Regions from separate parts of the Mus musculus genome. Here all the other regions are linked to region 1. The links are chromatin loops, found by intact Hi-C in ENCODE. Cell type or tissue: left cerebral cortex. All regions are shown on one strand. Region 1 overlaps Dennd2c (DENN/MADD domain containing 2C). Region 2 overlaps Trim33 (tripartite motif-containing 33). Region 3 has its middle 13 kb from the start of A230001M10Rik.

Region 1 (2,500 bases):
AATTTGCAGCACTGTGATAATCTACATGTCATCTTATTCAAGCTTTAGATCAGCTTCATGATATTCTACAAGAAACTGGAGTTCAGAGAAGCTAAGGAATTTGGCCAGTTATATACAAGAAAGAACTAAGCCAAACACTTGACTTATGAACACATACAAAGCTGGTTAGTCCTACAGCTGTAAATGAACTCTTTATAGTGATGTTTAAAGTTCTCTGTGGAGCACACCAGAGCTTCCTTTTTGGCTCTGATGAGACGTTAAGCTATGGGGGTCTAGACAAGGTTTGTTCCTTTGTTTCTTCTTCTGCTGCTGGGGATAGGACCCAGGGCCTTTTGTGTGCTCTGCCACACTGGTTATTTTTACATCGGTGTGAGTTTTTAGTGTTTCCTAAGCCTCTTCATCAACCAGATGCTGAAAATCTAAAGTAGGAGTAGCACCTGGGAAAGGGAGTTTGTCAGTGAGGGTACAGTTTTCATTGATAAGTGAGAAATGTTGTGGTAAATGTCAGTTGTTTTCTGTAACCTTTGCCCACTGCTTTACCTGGCATGGAAAATACTCATTCAGACTTGGAAAGTGTTGTTTGTTGTACTGGGATACAACTCACTGACTTGTATAGTATTGTCATTGTCACTCATACTAGGGTGTCTGAATGAATCCATTTAAGACTGGTGCTGTGCAATATAGTTCCCACACATGGGTCCAGGGAAGAGAACTGAGTCTGTCCTTTCAAATGTTAGTGCAGCTCACCCAGGGGAGCTCCTCCCAGACAGCTCTCTCCTTTCCTTCTTCCTACACTCCAATCCCGATGGAACAATTCATGACTGGTTGTTTATAAGATGGGGAAGGAGGGTTTACTGTGGTCAATCATGACTGTCCCTCTGCAGGGAGACTGCTTTTGGGAGAGTCTTAACCTTCTTAAGATCTAAAGCTGCTTCCTTTCCTTGAGTTTGTTGTAATTTGTTTTTGTAAATGTTGTGAATTCTAAATACGTTTGTAAAAAGAATTGTTCAATATTTCTATCAAATGTTTACAGATAAAGGCATTTTAAAAAAATTCCCACAGATCTCTTGGAGAATTTAAAACAAATGCACATAAGATGTGTAGTGGTTACTTTTCTATTGCAGTGATAGAACATTGACCAAGCAACTTAAAGAAGAACATTTGCCTTGGCTTACATTCCAGGGCTGAGAGTTAATTCAGGTGGAGAAGCATGAAGGCAGTAGCGGGAGAGTTCACATTTTCAAAGGGCAACTTGAAAGCAGAGAGCAAAAGTAACTAAACCTCTGCAACAGCGCCACCAGCTGGGGACTGAGTGTTCAAATCCCTAAGCCTATGTATGAGAGGCAGTTATCAAATCACAACACACACACTTTACATAAACCCATAAACAGCACATTTACACAATGTAAATTCGTAAATACTCAAATCCAGCTTAGACTAACCAGGATTATAACCGAGATCAACTTTTCCAAAGCTCTTGGTTGAACGTACACTGGATAGCTTATATAGTCTCACAATCTTTTTTTCATTACCTCTTAGTCTGGAAGATATTTTACAAAGAATGTATGCTAACTACAGCCTGAGGGGTTGAGAGGCAACGTGGAGTAATATTTTATTACCACAAATCCTAAAGGCAAAAATGATTGGGTTTTGTATAGGCCCTAAAGACAAAAAATAGCAAGATTTTCTCATTATTTTATCTGATCACAGCCTTCCCTCCCACCTATCCTCCTACTCCCTCTCTTCTCTCCTTTCCCCATCTTCTCCCTTTCTCCTCAGAGAAGGGGAGGCCTCCCGTGGATATCAGCCTTGGCATAGCAAGTTGCAGTAAGACTAGGCCTATCTTCTGTTGAGGCTAGACAAGGCTGCCCAGTTAGGGGAAGGGGGTCCAAAGGCAGAGTCAGAGACAGCCCCTGCTCCAGCTGTTAGGGGTCCCACAGAAGCTGCATATCTGTTACATGTGTGTAAGGATCCAGGACTGTCCATTGCAGCCTCTTTGGTTGGTGGATCAGTCTCTGTGAACCCCTGCGGGACCAGGTTAGTTGATTCTGTATGGCTTTTTTTGTGGTGTCCTTGACCCTTCTGGTTCCTTCATTCCTTCCTCCCCTTCTTCCACAAGATTCCCAGAGCTCTGCCTAATGTTTGGCTGTGGATCTTTCCATCTGTTTCCAGCAGCTGTTGGGCGAAGCCTCTCCTGTCTGGAAGTGTAGCAAAACATTAATAGTGTCAGGGGTGGGCTTGCTCTCATGGGATGAGTCTCAAGTTGGGCCTTGATCATCCCCTCAGTTTCTAGTCCATCTTTATCCCCACACATCTTGTAAGCAGGACAAATTTTGGTTTTGTGGGTAGATTGGTGTCCCCATCAATCCATTGGAAGTCTTGCCTGGTTCCAGGAGGTGGCCATTTCAGGTCCTATATCCCCTGTTGCTTCAAGTCTTATGGTCACCCTAGCATATTCCTGTGAGTTTCCCTTTTTCTGGGCTTCTAGCTCTCCCCTGAG
Region 2 (2,500 bases), 160 kb after region 1:
GATATCCCACCTATACAGGTCTGTATTTAAGCTAAGCAAGTCAGTTAAAATCTCATTTTAATTGAAGAAGATGTGTGTTTCAGATTTTGTTTAGTTTCAGGACCCATATTTCCTTGATCCTACTGAAGAGTAAAGGATACACATGTAAAATTTAGAGTTACTGTGCCTGAAACAATAATATTCATGTTAAGAGTATCTAAACACGTACAATAATAGACCAGTATTAGCTTTGTTGATATGCTAAGTCTCCACACTTTTTAGCACATTCCAAAGGTAGGCCTCAGTCAAATAATACGTATTATAAGAATTTGTAGCCTAAAAGAGACCCAGGACCAAAATGGGTTCTCATCTTTTTTTCTTTTTTTTTTTTTTTCCCCTCTGAGACAGGGTTTCTGTAGCCCTGGCTGTCCTGGAACTCACTTTTGTAGACCAGGCTGGCCTCGAACTCAGAAATCCGCCTGCCTCTGCCTCCCGAGTGCCGGGATTAAAGGCGTTATGCTGCCATGCCCGGCTGTGCTGGGGAGGGGGTGTTTCTCATCTTTTATTACTCTTATTTTTTTATCCATAGGTTAGGAGAGTCCACTCATATAAAGCACTTGGGTAGAGAATGGCTGTGTTTAAATATCAGGCACTTTGGAATGAATACTGAAAGGGAAGAAGTAATGATGAAGAAGAGAATGAATTGCAAAGTGCTTCTGAGGTTTCTCATTTCTTACAGTTGAGACATTTTCCTAATAATATGTGTCTTCCATGTCTTTTGACATTTCCAGTTTACTTGAATTAATATTATGTTCTTAAATATAAATAAAGTCTTGAGGATTCTGTTATTTTCCCTTAGTAGAGTTGGAGGTCTCCATGGCAGCAAAGAACAGTAAAGTTGCTAAAATAGTAGGACAGTCTTGTTTTGTTTTGCTGAGGTAGGTTTTTACATATCCCTGGCTGGCTGTATAGTCACTGAGGTCCTCTTTCCTCTTTCTGCCTCCTGAGATACGATAGAAGCCATGTGCCACCAAGACTTGCCTTTGTGAGAGCTTTTTTTTTTTTTTTTAAAGATTTTATTTTATTTTATGTATATGAGTACCTTGTTGCTGTCTTCAGACACACCAGAACAGGGCGTTGGATTCCATTACAGATGGTTGTGAGTCATCATGTGGTTGCTGGGGATTGAACTCAGGACCTCTGGAAGAACAGTCAGTGCTCTTAACCACTGAGCCATCTCTCCAGCCCCCGTGAGAGCTTTAAATGATGTTTTTATAGCTTAAGAGTTATTTGAAACCACTGACTTCTGTGATTCTTCTACTCTATTACAGTTTCTTGATATTTTTCTCCTCTCTTTTTGTTAAGGGAATGGTAACAGTGCTGAGAGTATTAGACTATAGAATAGAATAGAAGAATTGTTGAAATGTAAGTTAAGTTATATTTGTAAGTTACCTTATAATTAGCAAATTGCTTTCTTGAGCAACGTGTTTTGATGCTTGAAATCACTTGATAGAATATGTAATATTGCTATTTATAAGGAAAAAGTGGTGAGTCATTTTCTTATGCATGTGTTAATTGGAAGTTGATTCATACTGTTGCTTATAAATTTACACTCTTCGTTATCTATAGCAACACCAAAAAGATGGTTAGAGATTACCTGAAAAGTTAGTTCTGTCGTAGTTTCTAGTATGTTTGCCAGTTTGTTCTGCTATCACCTCTAATTCTCCGTGTTTTCATGGTTTCAAAAATATAACATTGGCTTCATTTCCTATTTTCTTTTATTCTGACTCCTGTGTCATACTCTGAACTTTTTTTTTTTTTTTTTGGTACATAAAATATGTGACCTTTTATGCCTGCACTTTCTTCACTTAGTCTATAGGTATGTCTATTATAACTTAATTATTTCTATGGCTGCATAATATTTCATTGTATAGAGTTCTCTTTCTTTTTTCTTCTTTTGAAGAAAGGGACTTGAAGTGTAGTCTGGTCTAGAGTCCACTGTGTAGCTCAGGCTGGCTCAGACTAATTTTGTACTTCACGCTCACATGGTAGGATTAAAGGCAGGCACCCCAAGCCTGTTTCTGACTTTGTATCTATGGTGATAGTGCTGAGAGTCTTAGACTGTACTATGTGTCTTCATGTATTAGTTGATGGCTATTTCAATTTCTACTTTTTGCCTGTAAGGAAATAATAGTAATACAAGCTTCTCTCTATAATAGTGGTTCTCCCCCTTCTACCCTTTAAAACACCTCCTCATGTTGTGCTGACCCCCAAACATAACTGAAATTTTGCTAGTTATGAATTTTAATTTAAATACCTGATATCCAGAATATCTGATAGGCAACCATTATGAAATGTCATTTAATCCCCAAAGGGCTCTCGGCCCACAGTTTGAGAACCACTGGTCTATAACCAATTTTTGTGTGTAAGTTATTTCTCTAAGATAAAGGTAAAAATATACCTGAATAGGACAAAACAAATGGACAAGAAAACAAAACAAAACAAAACAAGAACCAAGGAA
Region 3 (2,500 bases), 920 kb before region 1:
CAAGCTCAGGGCTCTCTCTCTCTCTCTCTCTCTCTCTCTCTCTCTTGTTCTCTCACTCGCTCTCTCTCCCTGCCCACCCCTCTCCCAATCTCAGTGCTAGAAACATAGGCAAATAACAGTAGTGGAGTGACTACCAAAGATGAGGGAGCACTAAGATGAGTGCTCCAAGTGCCTGGTGCTCTGTGGGAGGACTAACACTCATGGTGAAAGTTGCTAATATTTTGGTTTTTTTCAAGACAAGATTTCACTGTATAGCTTTGTCTGTCCAGGAATTTGCTCTGTAGACCAGGCTGGCCTCAGACTCAGAGGTCCACTTTCCTTTGACTCCTGGGTGCTGGGAATGAAGGCATGCACCACCACTGCCAGGCTCCTTTCTAATGTTTTTATTAGTATGTATTAATCATAAATAAGAGTGGGTACAGTGACATGACCATACCTGTCTTATATTTCTTCTATCACTCACCCAAATCCCCACTAGCCTTTAGTATTCTCTTCTAGCTCCCCCAATCTCCCTCTTCATTCTATCCAGCCCACTTCTTTGTTATTTTAATACTGGGGGACACATTGTGCCATGGCATGATTGTAGAAGTCAGAGGACAACCACAGGTCGCTCCTTGCCCTTCAACTTGCTTGTAACGAATCCCTCAGCCTAGTTCCAAGCGTTGGGGACATTATCCTGTCCCCATTCTCCCACCTCGCCATAGGAGTGCTGGGGTCACATATGTGTGCCACTGTGTGCAGGTTCTTTACCTCCAAACCTCAGGTGGTAGGGTTTGTACATAGACCACTGGACCACCTCCCTCCCCACCCCCTTCCCCTTTTTACTTTTGTGTCTGGGTGTCCATGTCTGTATCTGTGTTCATGGCTGGGGGAGGGGTGGGAAGAAGAAAGAGAGAGAGGGAGGGAGGGAGGGAGGGAGGGAGAGAGAGAGAGAGAGAGAGAGAGAGAGAGAACCCTGAGCCATTGCCTCCTCCTAGCAAATCTATTCCTATGCCTATGACATTGTCTTGGTTCATTTTGGAGAACCCTAGGTAGTACAAGGCTTATGTAGACATTAGGGCTGAGATACTAAGATTAAAATTCAGAAGTGGCTATGTTAACTTGTACATGTATTTCCAGATCAAATTCAGGAGATTTTCCCCCCTAAAGATAAAGGTGTAGAAAGAGTCACCATGTGTCTCAAAATCAGGTGAATTTTGTGCTGTGTCTCAGAACGGCTCACTTAGGAGAGTCAGTCCTTCATTTGTGGTCCTCACCATATGCTCCTGAGACCTGAAATGTTTTCTAGAAAAACACATTGGAGCTTTGTGTAGCTTAGTGGAACAGCACTTGATTAGTGCGCACAAGGCCCTAGGCTTGATCTTTAGCACTTGTATGTTTGAAGAACCACACACTTAGATTCCATACCAGGCAGTTAAATGCCCCATCCGAAGCTCAGCTCATTTCTAGCAAGCATTTCAAGCAATCTTCACACACAGACGGTTCTGTGACAGCCATCAGGCCAAGCAGTGGCACGTCTTCTACACCAGATGGCACCACAAACCCAGTCTAGAATTAGCTGTCCACTCAGCTTTTTTTCTGCTTGCTTCTCTTATTAGGGAAGAGAAAGTCGCAGCTAAGCCCAAGGCACAGTCATTCTGCTAACAGTCTGCTAGTGAAAGGCCTCCCCGGAAGAGGCTAAGGTTATTGGCACAGACAGGTGAGGACTATTCTCTTCTGAGTGACCACCTGGGACCACACTTTAGTCCAGCCCGCAGTTCGGGTGAGGAGTCCTATGAAACACTGAAGACTCAGTCAGAGGCAGACTTGTGCAGAGCACAGAGAGACTGCACCCTTCCAAACCACTGTCCCTCCTGGTCAGTGTTCACTTCTCCCCATCAGAGCCAGGTACAAGTATGTTGACGCTCCATCCCCGCAGAGCCAGGTATCCCTGTATCCTCTTCCCCAGAAGCAACCCCTCTATGTGGTTTGAATGAGCTATGTCCCTCCCCCCAATAGCCTCACTTGGTGGTGCAGTTTGGGGAGGTCTGGATGGGGGAGGGAGGCCCTGCTGGAGGCTGTTTTGAGAGTTTTTAGCCTCGCCCTACTTCCCATTCACCCTCTCTGCTTCATGTTTGCAGCTAAGATGGGATGTCTCTGCTGCCTGCTGCAGCCACCTGCTGACACGCCTGGCCCACCATTATGGACTCTCCCTCTGGCTCCCTAAGCCCAAATAAACTCTTTCTTCTATAAGCTGCTCTTGGTAATGATGTTTTATCACAGCAACAAAAAAGCAACCAATATAGCATCCTTCTTCCTTTCCTAGGATAATTGCTGGTGTTGCACTGGGCCCCAGCATCCGAGTGCCATCATCCAGACTCCATCATCTGGGCTCTAGCATCTAGGCTCCATCATCCTGGCCCCAGCATCTGGGCTTCTATTGTTCCCTGTATCTAGGCCCATGCATTCTTCCTTGCTTCTTGTAGAAGCAGGAACCACACATCTCTGCACTCTCCGCCTT

The links. Hi-C counts contacts between places; a loop is a spot of excess contacts. Peaks named below come from ENCODE experiments on the same cell type or tissue, not always from the same donor. Only the 100,000 strongest peaks of a DNase experiment are listed, where the experiment ranks them.
Region 2: a loop joins it to region 1, with 2.1 times the contacts of the local background. A loop is called at or near these places in 2 of 42 quality-filtered maps.
Region 3: it touches region 1 in a loop (5-fold over the local background); 4 of 42 quality-filtered maps call a loop at or near these places.

What each region holds. Positions count from the first base shown.
Region 1 is chr3:103,168,686-103,171,185 of GRCm38, forward strand. It overlaps Dennd2c (DENN/MADD domain containing 2C), which reads left to right. Exons shown (of 19, transcript NM_001384113.1): 19 at 1-1,053. Among named protein-coding and RNA genes, the nearest start is that of Bcas2, 1.7 kb to the right of the region's middle. In left cerebral cortex, a CTCF peak has its summit at 1,306 (motif pointing left); DNase peaks (open chromatin) are centred at 1,289 and 2,176; H3K4me3 peaks cover 23 bases; H3K27ac peaks cover 114 bases.
Region 2 is chr3:103,331,790-103,334,289 of GRCm38, forward strand. Trim33 (tripartite motif-containing 33) reads left to right here. Exons shown (of 20, transcript NM_053170.3): 11 at 1-18. Among named protein-coding and RNA genes, the nearest start is that of Trim33, 54 kb to the left of the region's middle. In left cerebral cortex, no CTCF peak of the experiment used is centred here; a DNase peak (open chromatin) is centred at 1,137.
Region 3 is chr3:102,248,034-102,250,533 of GRCm38, forward strand. No RefSeq gene overlaps it. Among named protein-coding and RNA genes, the nearest start is that of A230001M10Rik, 13 kb to the right of the region's middle. In left cerebral cortex, a CTCF peak has its summit at 1,520 (motif pointing right); a DNase peak (open chromatin) is centred at 1,517.